Regions from separate parts of the Homo sapiens genome. Here region 1 is linked to region 2. The links are chromatin loops, found by intact Hi-C in ENCODE. Cell type or tissue: heart left ventricle. All regions are shown on one strand. Each heading gives the region's core, and the rest is flanking DNA. Links, peaks and the distances in the headings are about the cores only.

The links. Peaks named below come from ENCODE experiments on the same cell type or tissue, not always from the same donor. Only the 100,000 strongest peaks of a DNase experiment are listed, where the experiment ranks them.
Region 1: a loop joins it to region 2, with 3 times the contacts of the local background. A loop is called at or near these places in 2 of 110 quality-filtered maps.

What each region holds. Positions count from the first base shown.
Region 1 is chr3:14,354,176-14,363,323 of GRCh38, reverse strand. No RefSeq gene overlaps it. Among named protein-coding and RNA genes, the nearest start is that of LINC01267, 6.2 kb to the right of the region's middle. RefSeq lists enhancers at 8,526-9,083, 9,084-9,148. In heart left ventricle, for the core only: no CTCF peak of the experiment used is centred there; a DNase peak (open chromatin) is centred at 4,713; H3K27ac peaks cover 715 bases; H3K27me3 peaks cover 1,256 bases.
Region 2 is chr3:14,456,203-14,465,350 of GRCh38, reverse strand. SLC6A6 (solute carrier family 6 member 6) reads right to left here. Exons shown (of 15, transcript NM_003043.6): 6 at 7,269-7,401. Among named protein-coding and RNA genes, the nearest start is that of SLC6A6, 58 kb to the right of the region's middle. RefSeq lists enhancers at 3,576-3,625, 3,429-3,950, 3,951-4,472, 4,473-4,994, 5,480-5,980. In heart left ventricle, for the core only: a CTCF peak has its summit at 3,435 (motif pointing right); DNase peaks (open chromatin) are centred at 1,780, 3,470 and 4,480; H3K27ac peaks cover 248 bases.

The sequences.
Region 1 (9,148 bases), core at 328-8,327, 100 kb after region 2:
GATGTGTCTCCCCTGGATATGGTGTCTCTGTCTCCTGGACCTGACCTGCCAATCTGGCTGCTGGGTGCAATCTCCTGGGGAGCAGCTCAGGATCAGCCCCTCTGGGACTCCACCTAGCCATCAGGACTGCTCAAAGCTCCCCTGTTGATTCCAGTGTGTAGCCAGTGCTGAGACCGGTGTTTCAGATCACTGCCTTTGGCATCAGACTCACATAAGTTCAAATCGTGACTCTGCTTCCATGCTGTGTGACGTTGGGCTTGGTTGGCAACCTCTCTGAGCCTCAGTGTCCCCCTCCCTCAACTGGGAATGATACTTTCTCATCACTGGGCTAAAGGGACTAAGTCACATAATTTGGGTGCATCACCTATACTTAGAGCCCAGAAAATGCAGTAACTAAAATAATCATGCTCACAGCAATACTCACCTTGCCAAGTGGAAGAAAACACTTGATTTGAGACTTAAAAGAAGCTCATCAGGCCGGGCGCAGTGGCTCACGCCTGTAATCCCAAAATTTGGGACGCTGAGGCGGGTGGATCACGAGGTCAGGAAATCGAGACCATCCTGGCTAATACGGTGAAACCCCGTCTCTACTAAAAATACAAAAATTTAGCCGGGCGTGGCGGTGGGCTCCTGTAGTCCCAGCTACTCAGGAGGCTGAGGCGGGAGAATGGCGTGAACCCAGGAGGCGGAGCTTGCAGTGAGCGGAGATCATGCCACTACACTCCAGCCTGGGCAACAGAGCGAGATTCCATCTCAAAATAAGTAAATTAATTAAATAAAATAAAATAACAAATAAATAAATAAAAGAAGCTCATTAAAAAGGCGCTTCTAGAGCAAGCTCAGAGGCTGCAGCCGTTGAGTTGAAATCCTCTCTCAGCAGGACTTGCTTGATATTTTCCCCCTCCACGGAAGGCTCTGAAATGAGTGCCATTCATGCTGACATGGGTGGTTAATTCCATATCTGTGTGGGGTTTCTACTTGGAGAAACAGCGGGGCCTGCAGTGTTTGACCCACTGATGTTTCTGCAGAGAGGGGCCTTGGCTCTGACAGCTAATCAGAGCCCCCCTGCTTCTGCACAGGGCCCCTACAGCGCTCTCCCTGGGCTGCAGGAGGGAAGGTGAGAGGAGATGGAGTCGGATTCACCCTGCTCAAGTGCACACCGTGTGTTAGGCATTTTATGTTCACGAGCGTGTGTCCGGCACTTCCTACTTGCCACATCCTGTTGTAAGCATTTTACCTGCATGTCCTCATTTCACTCTCAACCCCATGAGACTGGCACTACTATCCTCCATTTTACAGATGGGGAAACTGAGGCCCAGAGCAGTCACGTAACTTGCCCAAAGCCACACAGCTGGTCAATGGCAGAGTCAGGATTTGAACCCAGGCCAGCTGGCTTCAGGGACCATGCTCTCAAGTGCTCTGCTGGGCTATGTCTGTTACTGAATTTGCTTTTCAGGCTGCACGCTCAGGACAGTTGCCAACGGTCTACAGAAAAGGAAACTGAGGTTCAGGCAGCTGAAGCCCCAGGGCCACCCAGCTGGCCAGAGACAGAGACAGGAGTTGGCCGGGGCTGCCTGGCTTCAAAACCTATCTTTGATCATCTGTGCTGGGGCGTGAGCATCGAGTTGTTCATGCATTCACTCGCTGTAATCAATAGTTATGGAGTATCTACTGTATACCGGGCCCTGTTCTGGGTCCTGAGAAGGCAGAGACGATACAAGCCCTCTGCCCCCAAGGCCTTCCCAGGTGATGGGACACTGGGAAGTGTCTACCCCAGGGTCTGGAGGAGAGACTGATTCTGTCTGCAGTCGTCTGGAGGGCAACCATGAGGAGGTGATTTTCAGTTGGCTATCAAGGGATCTGTAGGAGTTCAACAGGAATCACCAAGGAGTGGAGAGGAAGAAATTGACTGTATGGGGGAGTGGGCTTACTACAGTTCTGGCAGGAGCCAGGGCCTTGAGCAGGGCCGGGGTTGGAGACATGCTGCCTCTGACCAGGGCCCTGGGTGGGGAATGTGACTTACCTCAGAAATCCTGACCACAGGTGGTCAAGGCTGTGAACTCCACCAACGTGGATACAGTAGAGAGAAATGGCAGTGGAATCGGAGTCCATGATGCCAGCTCCACTGCTCCCCAGGCAGCTGGGCAAATCACTTCTCATCCTTTTAAGCCTCAGTTTCCTCTTCTGTAAACGAGGACCCTAATATCCACATCTATCAGTCTCACGGCTAGCTGATGACCTGACTCTGCCTTTTCCTCTCATCCTGTCCCACCCTCTGCACCCCGCTTTGGCTGTCCCTGCTTCAGCCTACTCCCCAGCCTTCTGGTGCCCATGCATTTGCCTGTCCACTCAATTGGCCACTGATGTCCACTGGAGGGAAATTCCTGGAACACATTTCTAACCCTGGCACTCCCCTGTTCAACTTCCACGGCCCCCTATTGCTCCAAGACCACAGATTCTTTGTGCTCTGGGCCTTCTGCAAGCTGGCCATACCTGTCCTCTCTCACCCCGACCCTTGCTGGGCAGGAGACTCACGCTCCAGCCACAGAGCACACACGCCTTCTCCAGGGAGGCCACACCGTTGTCATGCCTCTGGGCCACAAGACAGTACATGCTGTCTCCCTGCCTGGGATGCTCATCTCCCAGGGTCTGGTGAAACCTCCACAAGCCAGATTAGCATCCATGGGGCTGAGACCTGGGGGGTCCAGAAGGATGAGGAGAGAAGAGGTGTTGGGGTGTTGCCAACACCTTCTGCTACAAACAACGTTCTCATCCAAGCTGGCAGCCAGACCCCAGGGCCTGGGGGGTGGGCACCAGGCCCCCAGGAGGAGGCAAGGGGACCAGGCAGACCCCACAGCATGGTTTCTTAAGCTGCCAGGACTCTGGAATGTGCAGTCGCATCCCGTCTCGTCTGCGGTCAGGGAAATATTTGGCTGAAAACAAACACTCTCATTCCTGATTAGGGCAACGTCAAGGACCCTCTGACCCAAGCGAGAGGTCTCACCCTGAGGGTGAGCCTGGTCACATCCGTTCTCCAGGAGGCCCACCTGGACTGTGCTGTGTGACGCCTGGTTACTCACTCCCCCTCTCTGTGCTCCTGTGTCTGTGCTCAGGGGAGAGACAGGATCCCACAGAGCAGTCCCGCACATGTGAGCACTTTTTCTTCAGGTTCTGTTTGGGTGCTGTTTTCAAGGGGCTGGAAACGTCTGAGGAGGAACCCCTGGAAGGCAACAGATCCCCCAGGCAGGCCTTGACACTTCCTGGAGCCGACCTCAGTGGCAGGTGGCTAGGAATGGTTTTTCCCAGGAGAGGTGGGGCTCCTGGAAACTCGGGTGTGCAGATTTGGTTGGGACCAAGACGTATAGATCTCCTGTCTCCCTGTCTGTCCCCTTCATACTATACCTCCGAGGCTGGGGTGCTCACTTCCTGTCCAAGTAGCCCATTGTTCTGTTGGGTGTCAATTTGTCTTCACCCCACCTGGAACTGGCTTCCCCTTAATTCCCCCCTTTCCTGCCACCACAGGCCTTAGGGCCCTGACCCTCCGCTTCCTCGCCCGGAGACAGCCCTGCAGAGGCCTGAGTATGCAGTGTGCCCCTGCTGCCACCCTGTTCTTGAAGGTTCTGTGGTTTTCCACACTGGCCAGGAGCATCTTCAGGCTGGCATCTCAGGCTGAGCCAAACTGGAAAGTGAGGAAAGTCGGCAGGGGGCATGCAAGGCAGGAAAGAAGTGTGTTTGAAGGAGCAGTTTAAGCCCAACAGACATGGTTCTAATCCCAGCAGTACTACTTTTGGGCTGCGTTGCTCTGGGCAAGAGACTCAAATTTCCTAAGCCTCAGTTTACTTATCTGTAAGATGGGAACAATGAAAGCATCTAGTTCGTGAGGCTCAAATAAGAGGAGCTGTGGGAGACTTTTCTGTGGCTCCAACATATGATGCTCCTCATGCCCCTGCCTCAACTTCCTTACCCCAGTTCTGCCCTTGAACTAGCACTCAGCCCTATGGGATGACCCCTTCCTCCCATCACGCTGTATCCTTCCCAGCCACTGTGCCTTTCTATCTGCTGTGTTCTCTGCCTGGCCGGCTCTTCCTTCTTCTTAGCCTGGCCCCCTCCAATGCACCATTTGAGAAGGGCACCATTCTCTTCCTTTCCTTTCTTGGGCAGAATGCATCTCCCCGCTCCCGGTCACCCACAGTCTCCATGCTGGAGTGGTTTCGAGGAGGGAAAACTGGAATACGGAGCTTGATGCTAGCCCTGTGCCTTTTGGTTGCAGGACTCTGAATGAGACCATTTTGCTCCCGAGCCTCAGTTTGGCTCATCTGAGAAATGCGGACAAGAACCAAGCTCCTGCCCAGTGCTCTCACACATTCTGTGACCCACAGAGGTGATCCTGGCACACAAGTGTAGCTTTGCCATATGTGCATTTCCTGGAAAAGCAAAGCAAAGTGGGTCTAACCCTCAGGGCCCAAGCAGTGAGGTTATGTAAGTTCCGAAACTTATTTTTCCCCGTAATTATGACAGACTCCTGGAGCCCTGGGTGAACGGGCCCTGGACCCAGCCCTTGCTTCTGCGCTTGTTGGGACATAGACCAGAATTAATGTAATTATCAGCTCGGGCCTCCTTCCAGGTAGGCCCTGCCAGGGCGCCTCCCTCTGGATTTCATTAAGTCTCCTGTCAACATTGTCCGCTCAGCGCTGTTGGTTTCCGAGTCAGCTTGCGGAGCCGCAGGAGGAACGGGCGCCAGCCCCAGCCCCGCGTGATGGATTTTGTTTACTCTCTTCTTCCCACAGATTCCTCCTTTAATAACCCTGGAGCCAGGAGGCAGGGAGGCGGGAGGCAGGGTCTCGGCGGAGGCGCTGAGGCAGCTCTCCTGCAGGGCTGCAAGGGCCGTGTGAGCAGCACTAGGAGGGCACTCTCTAGAAAGAAGCTACGTCTTAAGGAATAGAGGAAAATCTAGTTGATTCCAGGGAATCAACTTTTGGGAGGGAGCTTAGTAGTTCTGGAAGCTCTGATTAGGCTGAGGCTTGATCCTGGTCACACACCGCACCCTAGTCCTGGCCACAGACTTAGGCCTGATCGTGGTCCTAGAGCCCTGACCCTAACCATAGACTAATCCACCATCCTAGCTCATGGGATGAATGCAAACCTGGCCCCTGTCTGAGCTCAAACATTAACCAAGGCTTGGCCGGGCATGGTGGCTCACGCCTGTAATCCCAGTACTTTGGGAGGCTGAGGTGGACAGATCACCTGAAGTCAGGAGTTTGAGACCAGCCTGTCCAACATGGTGAAACACCGTCTCTACTAAACATACACAAAATTAGCCAGGTATGGTGGTGTGCACCTGTAGTCCCAGCTACTCGGGAGGCTGAGGTGGGAGGATTGGTTTGCTTGAACCCAGGAGGCGGAGGTTGCAGTAAGCCAAGACCGCACCACTGCACTCCAGCCTTGGTGACAGAGCGAGACCCCATCTCAAAAATAAATAAATAATAAATAAATAAATTAATTAACTTAACCCAGGCTGAATCCTAACCCAAGTTATAGACTGAGTCCTGAGCCCTAACTGAATCCCTGATCCTGACTCCAGACAGCCCTGACTGTGGTCATAGACTAAGCTCTAACTCCAGTCCCAAGCTGAGCCCTGGTCCCGGATGCTGCCAGACCACACACCAAGTTCTCAGATTCTATTTTCACAAGGCCTCCCTTTTCAAAGTATAAGCCTGTCTCCTGAAGAAGAACCAAGTCAGCCTGTTAGTGCTCATTCCTTGGTCAAGAAAGAGATGCTCTTGAAGGAATGGATCATGGAACAGCTTAGCCTTGAGGGGTAGGAGTCAGAGAGAAGCAGAGACAGTTACTTCCAAACATGAGAAGCTGAGCTGGACAAGTAGCCCACCAGAGAAATAGAAAAGTGGAGAAGAGGAAATATGGTATTGGGGGAAAGAGCAGCAGACTGCTCTACTAAGGACAGTAGCTGGAAGTTTTTTAATATGCCCTATTGAGAGTCATTCATTCATTCAGCAAACACTGAGCACCAAGCACTGAGCACCACCAATGAGCCTAGTGTTCGTCCATTCCACTGTGCATTCAGTAAGCATGTATTATATGCTATGGAACCCACATTCTGTTTAGTGGGGGGTGGAAGACTTCTCAGTCAGCGTCTCCAGAGTTATAAATTACCTTCCTCCCTCTCCTCCCTTACACCACCACACCTACACTGTGGATTCCTATGGCACTAAGAAATGAGTCTTAGAGTCAGGCAGACGGAGCAAGTCACCTTTCCTCTTGAACCCTCAGTTTCCCCATTTTTTTTTTTTTTTTTGAGACGGAGTCTCGCTCTGTCCCCCAGGCTGGAGTGCAGTGGCGCGATCTCGGCTCACTGCAAGCTCCGCCTCCCAGGTTCATGCCGTTCTCCTGCTTCAGCCTCCCGAGTAGCTGGGACTACAGGTGCCCGCCACCACGCCTGGCTAATTATTTGTATTTTTAGTAGAGACGGGGTTTCACTGTGTTAGCCAGGATGTTCTCGATCTCCTGACCTCATGATCCGCCCGCCTCGGCCTCCCAAAGTGCTGGGATTACAGGCGTGAGCCACCACGCCCGGCCAGTTTCTCCTTTTACTAGATGGGCAGTTGTGCAGTGTGAAGGAGATAACAGTTAAGAATACACTTAATGCAATATGAGGCATACAGTTGGAGCTTAATAAGTGTCCCTTCCTGGACTGCTGGGGTTGTTGGGAGGATGCAGTCATTAATGCTACACTTGGCAACAGTGATTGCCCAGTGGAAGGCCAACGACTGCTGTCTGGATGGCTGGGCCTCAGTTTCCCCATCTGTAAATTGTGGGGTTAGACTCGATGGTCCGTCTGTTCCAGCCACCCCTGGATGCCCTGTAGCTGGATTTCAGAGGAAAAGGTGATGGCAACACTCAGTCCCCAGAGCCCCTGAACTTAGCTGTGGGCTGAGCTGCCCCGGAAGTCAATCTGTGACAGAACAGAGTCCAGGGCGGTTATAAACCTAGCCCAGTGCATTCTCCCCCCAGCACTCACAGCCAGGGTTGGACAAGAGCTGACCAGCCCAGAAGTCATCAAGGCCACACTGGCCTTGACCCAGGTTCAGCAGGTAAGAGTATGGCCTCAGAAGGTCACCAACCCTCCCCTGCTCTAGGTCACAGTTTTCCCATGCCTCAAGTAGGGCAGTAGAAGGAACACAGTCTTTGAGGCGCTGATAGGTTTCAGTGTGAATCTTGACCCACCCCACACATGCTGGATGACCTCAGCTAACTTACTTAGTCTCTCTTAGCCTTAGTCTTCCCACCTGGAAAATGGGATGATAAGATCTCAATTTTAGGACTATGATTGAGAAGTGGAGGGGATGGTGACAACAGGCTCAGGCAGTGCCAGGTATACAGCAGGTGCACTATAGCTACAGGCAGGTGTGATCACTACTGGGCTTGAGCAGGGGTGTACACAGTGTTTCATGGCAGTGTCCAGGGTGGCTGGAGTCAGGAGAAGGACCAGACAGGATTTGGGGCCCCACTTTCTTTCAAGGGCAGAAGCCTTTTGATATTTTTTAATCTAATAGATTACTTTGTAAGAATTCTTTTGAAGAAAGAGGAAGGAGGCTAAAAAATATTGCCATGAAAAATGTTTAAGACTACTGGTTATATGAATTGCCAGGGCTGGCCAGGCACAGTGGCTCACACCTATAATCCCAGCACTTTGGGAGGCCGAGGCAGGTGGATTGCTGGAGCCCAGAAGTTTGAGACCAGCCTGGGCAACATAGTGAGCCCTCATCTCTACAAAAAATAAATTAAAAAATTAGCTGGGCATGGTGATATGTACTTGTGGTCCCAGCTACTGGGGAGGCTCAGGTGGGAGGATCAATTGAGCCCAGAAGGTTGAGGTGACTGTGAGCCATGGTCATACCACTGCACTCCAGCCTGGGCAATAGAGTGAGACCCTGTCTCAAGTAAATCAATCAATCAATCAATCAATCAATAGATAAATAAATAAAATGAATTCCCAGGGCTGAAACACTTACTGATTAAGGGCCTATTTCATGTGTGGCCCTGGGAAGGCTCTTGGGAGCCAATAAAAGGCTCTCTCCAAAATTTTTACTTTACTCATAGCCCTCGTGGGTGTCCAGGGGTCGTGCAGACTGGGGGTCCTTTCAGTCCATGGCAGTGAATTTCCCCCACGGTGCCCACTGATGATGGAAGAATACCAGTCGCTGTGTGCCTCACGATGTGCTGGTGCCCTGACCTCTGCAGAACATCTGATGGGCAAACAAGAGGGTAATCAGACCGGCAGGCATCTATTTCACAGATGGGGAAACTGAGGTAGGGAGTGGCAATGTGACCTTCCAAAGGTCACATAGTGACTAAAAGGTGGAGCTGAGACTCACAGGCAGAGCTTGGTAGCCCTGAGCCCCGGGCTGCCCTCCAACTCCTGGAGCCCTGGCAGTCCAAGTGAAGCTAGATGGGACCTGGCTGCACGTCTCTGCTCTCAGACCCCACCTCACATGTCACTCAGAGGCATCCTGGCTGGGGGGCTTGTTTGTGCTACAAGTCTAGTTTTTCATTTTTTTCTGGAGGTGGGGGATGGAGTTTCTGTCCCCCAGGCTGGAGTGCAGTGGCACGATCTCGGCTCACTGCCAACTCTGTCTCCCAGGTTCAAGCAATTCTTCTGCCTCAGCTGCCCAAGTAGCCGGGATTACAGGCGTGCACCACCATGCCCAGCTAATTTTTGTATTTTCAATAGAGACAGGGTTTTGCTGGACTCAAACTCCTGACCTCAAGTGATCCGCCCACCTCGACCTCTCAAAGTGCTGGGATTATAGGCATGAGCCACTGAGCCCGGCCTCAGGCATTCAGTTCTGTGATCAACTTGCCTTGGTTAAAACAAAGGAGCAAGAAATTTGTGGCAGGCATTTGATCCAGAAATGGGGTGAGCAGATGCGAGAGGGGAAGAAGGAGATACCAAGGTGGGCTGGGGGACCTGTGAGCCAGGGGAATTCATGTTTACAGGGCACTTGGCACCACGCTCTCGGTGGCTGTTATTGTGCCCATGGATAAGGAAATTGAGGCAAAGTGGCTGGCCAGCTGTGGAGCCAAGACTGGCTTTGGGTGTCTATGGCTCCCTGTCCAGTGCTCTTTGCAA
Region 2 (9,148 bases), core at 317-8,316:
GGGTCACACTGCATGTTCCAGACAGGCCAAGATCAGGTGTGAGGTGGGGACTAGAAACGATGTGGCCATCTCCTCCCAAAGACCTTCTCTCCTCTTGTCCTGCAAGCGCTGTTTGTGGCTTCAGTTCTCATGGATGGATTTTCCCATCTTATTCAACACAAGGAGTTTCCAGACAGAGATTATGCCTGGGAGGAGTTCGAAGGTGCCTGGCTGAATGGACAGTTCGATCCTAGTGTTTCAGGCAGGGCACTGGCTGAGTAGGAACGTCCCAGGCACAAGCCCACTTCATCCTCACCATGCCCCCCAGGACGGTGGTTTACAGTGGAGAAACTGAGGCTTGGTGGGCTTTAAGGACGTGCCCAGGGCATCAACGGAATCCAGGATTTGAACCCAGAGCCTGTGGAGGGCTAACCTCTGTGCAGAAAGGCATGAAGTGTTTTACTTCGACATGCAGAAAGTTCATGGTGGCCACCTTGAAACATTGAGACTGGTTGGCAGAGCCCTGGGCCGCATCTGGGGATCAGGGGACCTTGGAGGAACCACTGCACAGTCAATGCACCCATTTTACAGGAGAGGAAACTGAGATGAAGAGAACAGGACAAATGTGCCCATGGAGTTGGGGGTGCAGTGCCAGGGCACTGCTGGGGCCCAAGTATGTAACAGACACTGACCAATAGTGACAGAGCCCCAAACCTCACCTAGCTGGCACCACGACCCTCGACAGAGCAAATTCTTGTGGCCATGATCCCTTTGAGTAGAAACAATGAGAAAGGGGCTTTGGAAAAGGGCAAAAAGGAAGCTTTCAGGGCCTGCTTAGCTCAGCTGCCCTCAGCCCAACAACCCCTAGGCAGCGTTTATTGAGCACTTACTGTGTGCCTAGCACTGTTCCAAATGCTGTGACGTCTATTTTCACTGGCCCGTGCCCTAACCCTCTGAGGTAAGTTGTATTACTATCTCCATTTTGCAACAATAAAACTGAGGCCCAGAGAGAGTCCATCACTTGCCCAGGGTCACGTGGGCTTAAGCAACAGAATGGGGACCTGCCCCACAGCCCACACATAGCAGACCAGCAAAAAGCCTCCCACAACTGGCAGTTTACTGATTCTCCCCAAGACCAGAGGGCAGCCAGTAGGGAGGCCCTCAGGTCTGAAGCCAAGCTTAGAGGCTGGCTTGCCATGAGACCTCCAGGAAGCCGCTGTCCGCTCTAGACTGTTTCCCCACCAGGAAGTAAAGGGCTGGGACCGTAGGAGCTCTGAGGTTGCCTCCCACTCTGCCACTCTAGGTCGAGGGGTAGAGAGGCTGTGGGTCAGCTGGGGAGCCACCTCTACCAGGGGTTGCACGCTGCCTCTGCCACCCCTTGCTGGTGACCTGGGCCTCAGCTTCCCCATCTGTCCACTGAGGATAAGGGAACGCTGACCTTGCTCGATGGCCCCTGGCCTGCGGTGAGCATTCAAGAAGCCTCTTTGGCCGGCACTGTCAGGATGGCTCTCCGACACTGACAGGCTGGGCCCTACTGCTGCCTCTGCCCCCGGGCGTCCTTTGTTCCTCCAGGCCTCAGTTTCTCCAGCCACCGTCATCTCTTCTCCTTGAGGCCAGGAGCCTACATGATTTCCCGAGGATGGGAAGGCAGACGTGGAGGGCGGGGGCACATCAGGAAGCCACAGAAGGGGGGAAAGAAGTGAAAAAAGAAAACCAACCTGCCTCTCCCTTCCTGAGGACAGGCGGACAGGCGGCCAGGCGCCCCGACCAGTTCCCACCTCTGGGGCCCTTTGTGGGCCACACCCGGGCTGGCGAACAATAGCTGCTGACAGCAGCCCCGCAGGGGTCTCCAGAGGGCGGCCACTTCAAAGCCAGCCAGGCCTCCACTGGGCCAAGCAACCCAGTGGTCTGTGACCAGAGGGCTTTGTGTCAGGGACAGGGGTGTGGAGGTGGCTTTCTTTGTTTTCACGTAGTTAGTTTATTTAACAAGCACTTATGCAGTGCGGATTTTGTGCGGGGCACTCAGCTAAGGGCTTCGTGAGTTTTAACTCATTTAATCCTCAGACAACTGAGAAGAGCCAGGCATCAGCCTCACCTGCATTTTCTAGATGAGGAGACTGCCCAGAGAGGTGGGGGCACCTGCCTGCAATCACAGTTACTGGTGGTGGATGCGGGATGGATCCAGGCCAGCTGGTGTCAGGTCCCCACACCTTTGGGATGTGTGTCATTGTTCCTCCCCAAATCCTGGTCACGCCACCTCAGCCGTGTGAAGGGAAAATAAAATCTCAGGACCCCAAACTCACTATGCAGAAGGAAAAAGTTAAGCTTGGGAAGTGAGTCACACACACGCACAAAACCGGCCTGCTTTCTGTTCTTCAGCAGAGAGTTGTGAGATACAGGCCACGTATCTCCCCAGGCGGCCTCCCTCACCCTGACAATGTAAACTCACAGCTCATCTTCACAGGTGCCGGACAAAGAGACAAGAAATGAGCCATCCACCCACACATCTAGGCATGTGTCTCCTTCCTCCACCGTGTGTACACACCCTACCCTATGGAAAATGTGTGTGTTCTCTACCCTATGGAAAATGCAGATTTGCTGAGAGACATCGTGCATAATTACCTGAATTACCTGTTCCTCTGTCCCTTCCTGCTGTTTCCCCTTACATTTTTTTTTTAAGACACGGTCTCTGTCGCCCATGCTAGAGTGCAATGGCGCAATCAAAGCTCACTGCAGTCTCAACTTCCCGGGCCTAAGAGATCCTCCTACCTCAGCCTCCTGAGTAGCTGGGACTACAGGTACGCGCCACGATGCCCAGCTAATTTTTGTATTTTTTAGTAGAAACAGGGTTTTGCCATGTTGACCAGGTTGGTCTCGGACTCCTGAACTTAAGCAATCTGCCCTCCTCGGCTCCCCCAAGTGCTGGGATTACAGGTGTGAGCTACTGTGCTGGGCCTCCCCTTTAGTGTACTGAGGTTCTCAAAACTCTCTTTGGAAAAAGTGCAGGCCACAGATCCTACTGTGGCTCAGTCTCTTTCCTGAGCACATCTTCAACCTTGGCAAAATAAACCTCTAAGCTCATCGAGCCCCCTGTCTCAGATGGGTTTTGGTTTACAGTAGCAGGTTTGAAAGCCACCCTTGCTTTGCAGAATCTGCTGCTCCGAGGACAAGCCCCTGAGAGCCATGCTTTCAACTTTTCTGTGGCTCCCCCGGGATCCCCAAGGGACAGGCTGGTGCTAGCTGCTGCCAGGGGCCTCTGGTGGTGGCCCAGCAGGCCTTGCTGTGGGACGTGGTATTTTTCCACTCTTGCTGGTGAACCTCCGTGGCTCCTCTGAGCCCTAGACCCAAAAGCCCTGTGGCCCAACTGTCCAGGAAACTCACAAGGACAACTTTTCTCCATCCCCTCTGGGCAGTAGAAAAGAGGGTGGCTGAGCAGCAGGGGGAGCCGGGCATCCTTTGGGAGGTAAGTGTCTGGGCAGCAGCAGCAGCAGGGGGAGCCAGGCATCCTTTGGGAGGTAAGGGCCTGGGCAGCAGGGCTCGCCATTGATCCCAGAGATCCTAGGCAGGCCCTAAGGATCCTCAGCGCCCTGGCTGTTGGTGAGGGGCTTCACTAACTCATTTCACATAAGGGGAAGGTGAGGCTGAGAAAGTGAAAGGGCCTTGTTCAAAGTCATGCAGTCTGGGGGATCCAGAGCTAAAAGGACCTGGCTCTGACTACCCCCTGCTTTGTTTTTAACCAGGCAAAAAGAGCTGCTCCGGAGGCCAACAGCGAAGAGCCCCAGCCTCAGTGAATGTCCATGCTCACTCCGGGGCCTCCTCCCCTGTGCGTCTGCAGGGCTTGCACTTCCTGTGTGAGTGTCTGGATCTCTGCCCCCTTCCCAGACCCCACTCTGTGACAGCAGGGACATGCCTGCCACACGCCCTACTTACTGCATCCTCAGGCTGGCACGGGGGTGGGCACAAGAGGCGGAAGAGTGTGGGGCACCCAGGTCGGGAGTGGGGCCGCCTGGGTCCAAATCCCAGCACAGCCACTGACAAGCTGTGGGATGCTGGGCAAGGTAATGAGCCTCCTTGAACCTGAATTTCCCCATCTGTAAAATGGGACTAATAACTGCACATACTCCAAACCATGAGGAGGATTCAATGAGCTACCTAGCAGCACTGAGAATGCTGCCCGGCACTCACAGGCTACTGCGCTTTCGCCACCGTTATCACTATTTGTTGAATGGATTAATGGCAGCCTAGTTTCAACTTCCTGGAATAGTGAAAATTACAAAAAAGGAAACTGCAACCTAGAGAGGCAAAGTGACTTGAACTCAGATCCTGAGCCTCTCAGGCTGGGGCTCTCCCTCCATTACCCTCCAACTCCTCCTTGCTGGACTAGACACGAGAGCAGGGCCTTGGCAGGATGAGGTCCATCTGCTGCCTGTGGGCCCAGCCCCCACGTCAGCCACAAACCTGGTCTGTGGCCAGGGCTGGAAGCCATGGCCAGCGAGCAGGCAGCCTCTCAGCCATGGGGCTTGAGGAAGTTCACAGAGCCTGACTGTGTTTGTCTTGGCTTCTCTGGCCTGGCCCAGGCTCTGCTATTGTTCTGGGAATCACGCCCACCCCTGGGAGGCCTACAGCCACCCCACGAAGGAGGTTGTTGCTAAGGGTGAGAAGGGAGGACCCGTGGAAGATCACGTCTTTGCTCGGCCACAGCTGCAGCCTGGCACCCTCTCTCTGGCTTTGACACTATTCTCCTGTATTCTGCATTATGTCTCAAAAGTTGCTCACTGTCCCTGGCGGACATCAGCCTCCTCCATCAGACTGGGTGCTCCCCAAGGGTCTGGGTCAAACACACCTCAGGGCCTTTGCACAGGCTGTCACTTCTACCTGGAGATTTTCCCCTCCACATACTCACCTGGCTCAGCCCTTCACTTCCTTCACATCTTTGCCTAGAGTCACCTTCTTGGTAGGTCTTGCCTGGCCACCCTATTCAAAATTGCTCCCAACACTCCCCATTCTCCTTCTCTGCTTGACTTTTTCCCATAGCTCGCATCCCCATTTGACTCCTATATATTTTTCCCATTCGTTTTGTTACAACCTGACTCTTCCTGCCAGGCCATCAGCTCCTGGAGCACAGGAATTTTTGTCTGTTTTGTGAACCACTGCATGTCCCCCAGCCCTGTTTCTACAAAGCACCTGGCACACGGTAGAGGCTCAAAAAATACTAGTGCGTAAGTAAGTGATGATGTCTCTAGCACTGCTCAGGACCAGTGCTCCACAGAAACTTTCTCACTTCTGTGTGGGGAAACTGAGGCAGAGTGAAGAAGGGCATGGTGGCATGTGCCTGTGGTCTCAGCTACTCAGGAGGCTGAGGTGGGAGGATGGTTTGAGGATGGCTTGAGCCCAGAAAGTGAGCTGAGATCAAGCCACTGCATTTCAGCCTGGGCAACAGAGCCAGACCCCACCTCAAATTACAAAAAAAAAAAAAAAAAAAAAAAAAGAAGAGAATTAGCATTTACAGAACCGTCTGTGCCAAGCATTGTGCCAGGTGTTTAACACACCTCATTTTAACCCTACTATCACCTATTTTATAGAGGAGGAAACTGAGGCTCAGAGAGGAGGAAGTGACCTTGGACAAGTCACTTGACCTCCCTAAGCCTGAGTTTTCTCATTGTTTAAAGAAAGGAATAAAATGGTGTGCTTGTGAGACAGAGAACCGGGGTAGCACAGTGAAGGTGCTCTCCAAGGAGGTGCAGGAGTTACCCATGTCCCCTGCTCCCGCCTGTTCCGGGCAGGACCGTGCTCACTGGTGGGCACGGGCAGGTGTCCAAGGCCTGGACTGCTTCCCTTCCACCCTTGGCTTCAGGATGGCAGGGTGGTTCTGCCCCAAGAAACAAGCAGAGGGCACTGTGTGTGTTGGAGGGGGGTGCACAGGATCACCCCCATTCTACCTCTTGCAACCCTGGAGTCCCAGGTCTTGCAGGGTAAGTGACTGGAATAATTACTTGGATCTCTACAAATCTATGATTTTGCCTCTTTGGGGGCTCTTTATCCAGGGAGACACATTCCTCAACCCTCAATTCCACTGTGTGGCTGGGGCAGCTAAGGTCACTGCCCACAGCTCCATCTGGAATGCTACCTTAAGACGCTCCTTTGACTTTTGGGGGTTTTTTGATCTTAAAGAGACGTTCCCTCTTTTGGGATGTGAGTCACTGGGGAAAGCGTTGACAGGGCACTATCTAAAGGCAGATGAGCAAACGCCTTTGTTCTTTATAGCTTAGGGCCCTGGGTTCAGGCTCACACCTGTGATCACAACATACCCCCGCACCAGCCTTTGGCATCAGCAAAGCCATGACAACAGCCAGTGTCTAGGTTTTCAGGGAACAGTTCAGCTCTAATTAGTAACAGGTAACATTTCAGTTATGGGTTAACATTTCCACTATTGCTAATGTATCAGTTATACCTAAAACCTTAAAATTACAAGCTAACATTTTACATTTGTTAATCACTAACATCCTAGTCACTATGTGACATATTAATCAGCAGCAAACACTCCAGTTATGAATAATACTTTGGTTAACAGCTAACACCCTGGCCATGAGTGGATGATTTAATTATCAGCTAACGCTTTCCTGAACAACTAACATTGGAGGTGCCGGCTGAAATGTTAGTTATAACTCAGTTAATCTGATTTAGCAGCTAAAATCTAAGCCAGTGCCTCTCAACCCATAAAGTGCTCTTGGATTATCTGGGGATAATGTTACAACGCAGCCTTGGAGTTTGTAGGTTTGGGGCAGGCCCACGAAGCTCCCTGCAATGCTGATGGGAATGCTTGTGGCCCCCTCTGCAAAGCGAGGGTCCATGCTGTGGCTAATGGCTCTTACCACGGTTGCTGGCTAACCTCCTGTTACCAGCTAACCTATTTATTAGAAGCCCAACATTAGTTATCTGCTACCATCTGCACTGACTGCCAATACCTTGAGATGAGAAAGCTGTGGTGGATGGGGCTAGCTCGTGTAGGCTCCTGAGAGCCTGGCTCTTCAATATTCAGGAATTCTGTGAGCTGGTCATTAAACTGTGGACAGCTTGAAAGCAAACATGGTGGGAGCACTGACACCATGAAATGGACAAACGCTACAACAAACCTGAGTTTTACTTTTTTCCAGAGGGCGGGCTTACCAGCACGCCACCACTGGCCACCTCCCTCTTGGGGCGTGGCTAATTGCAGGCGGGAAGTGGGGGAGAGGGCCAGCCTGGCACAGCTCTCCAGGAGGCAGGGGACGGACAGAAGTCCAACTTACCTTCCCAGTGGACCTGACGCCCTTCCAGATGCAGAAGAAACACACTAGCCAGACTAAAAGAAGGCAGAGAGCGAGGTCCCATTTCAGAGAGCCTGGGTGGTCGATTCCAGGGGACAAGCTCAGCACGTTGCGCCTTGAAGCAAACACAGAGCCAGGAGTCAGTGAGGGGCCTGGCCCTGGAGTAGAGAGAGCCAAGGCTCGGACATTAACAGGCTGGGGGTCAAATCCCACCTGAGGCGCTGCATTTACATAAGTCACCTCACCTTTCCAAACCCAGGAATCCCCATTTGTCTTGAGACAGAGTTGTTGGAAAGAAAAGAAAAGGATAGACTCAGACTCCAGATTCAGGCAAACCCAGGTTCAACTTAGTCTGGCCTCAGGCAAGTTAAGGAACCCCTGAGCCTCAGTTTCCTCATCTGTGAAATGGGCACTGATTTTCTGTTGGGACTTCAGCAGAACCTTCTTCAGTGCCAACCGTGGGCCAAACACTAGGTTCAATTCTCAGCTCTACTGTTTGTTCCGTCACTGACAGAACGAAGTTAGCCAACTTTCCCAGACCTCTGGCTCCTCGTCTATAAAGTGTTGCCCTCCCCCAATATTGTCCCTTATTATTTTATTCATCCCTGTGTAACCTGGATCTCTCACTAAAATGTAAGTCACACAAGGTCCTAAATTCAGGGTCTGGGATGCAGCTAGCACTTGATAAACCTTTGCAGATGTTAACTGTGGTGTTCAGATGCCCAGGGAAGTTTCAGGCACACAGCCGGCACCTAAGCAATGCTGGTTTCCTCCCCTGCCCTGCCAGGGTTTTGAGGGTCTCAGAGAGAGGCAGGTAAACGGTTTTAAGGATAATTGGCACGGGACAGTCACCAACCCTGCCCAGGATGACACGGCAGAGCGTGGGTCTTTGGAGTCCAGACTTAAGCCTCCCACCAATCCGAGCTGATTCCTGCTGCCCTGCTAAACAAGCACACAAGTACCTACTCCCAGACATTCTTATGGATGACAGCATCTGAAAGCAGGCCAGGGCGATGCAGGGTACTGACAGCCCAGGCCATGAAACTTGATGCCCAGAAGTGGCACCCATGGTCCCAGAGCTCTGACTGCTGCAACAGTGATCGAGGACAGCCACGCTGAGAACAGAGACATCGGCCCTGCCCACTGGGCCTCCCAGGTTACCTGTCCACCACAGGCTGCTGGCCACAAGAGACAGGGTCTGCATGCTCCAGGGTGTTTGCGAACCCCTGGAAGAAGCTGAGTTTCCTTCTAATGGGAGTCAGCTCCCTGTCTGAAGGTCACACTCCCATGCAGGAGGGGCAGGGAGTGAAGTGTGACTCTGTGCCTCAGTTTCCCCTTTTGTAAAATGAGAATAACAGCTCCTGCCCAGGATGCTCTTGGGGAAGCATTCTGGAACATCCCAAGCTTTCAGCCAGTCCGTGGGATTACCCCCACAGTCAGGGCTCTGGTTCTCGGAACACACACCAGGCTAGACCCTTTATCATTTTTATTTTATTTTTTTTAGAGAAGCTTCAACATAAGGACTTTGAATAAATCCAAGATTCCCTTCTCAACTGGTATTCAAGCAAGGCCTTTCTTTAGTTTACTGCTGTGTTCCCAGCACCTAGAACAGCATCTGGCCCATTGGAGGACCTCAATAAAGACCTGTTGAGTGAATGAGTGAATGAATGGACTCAACTGGGAGGACAGCAAGTTCACATGTCACTGTAGGACCGATCCGTGAAATACTCCCACTAACAGCCATAAGACAGGACAGCTTTTCTTTGCCCTCTTCTTGCTGGTCACAGCGACATCAGTGGGCTCCCCCTGGCACCAGGGATGTCAACATGATAATGCTGATGGACGAAATAAAAGCTACCAGC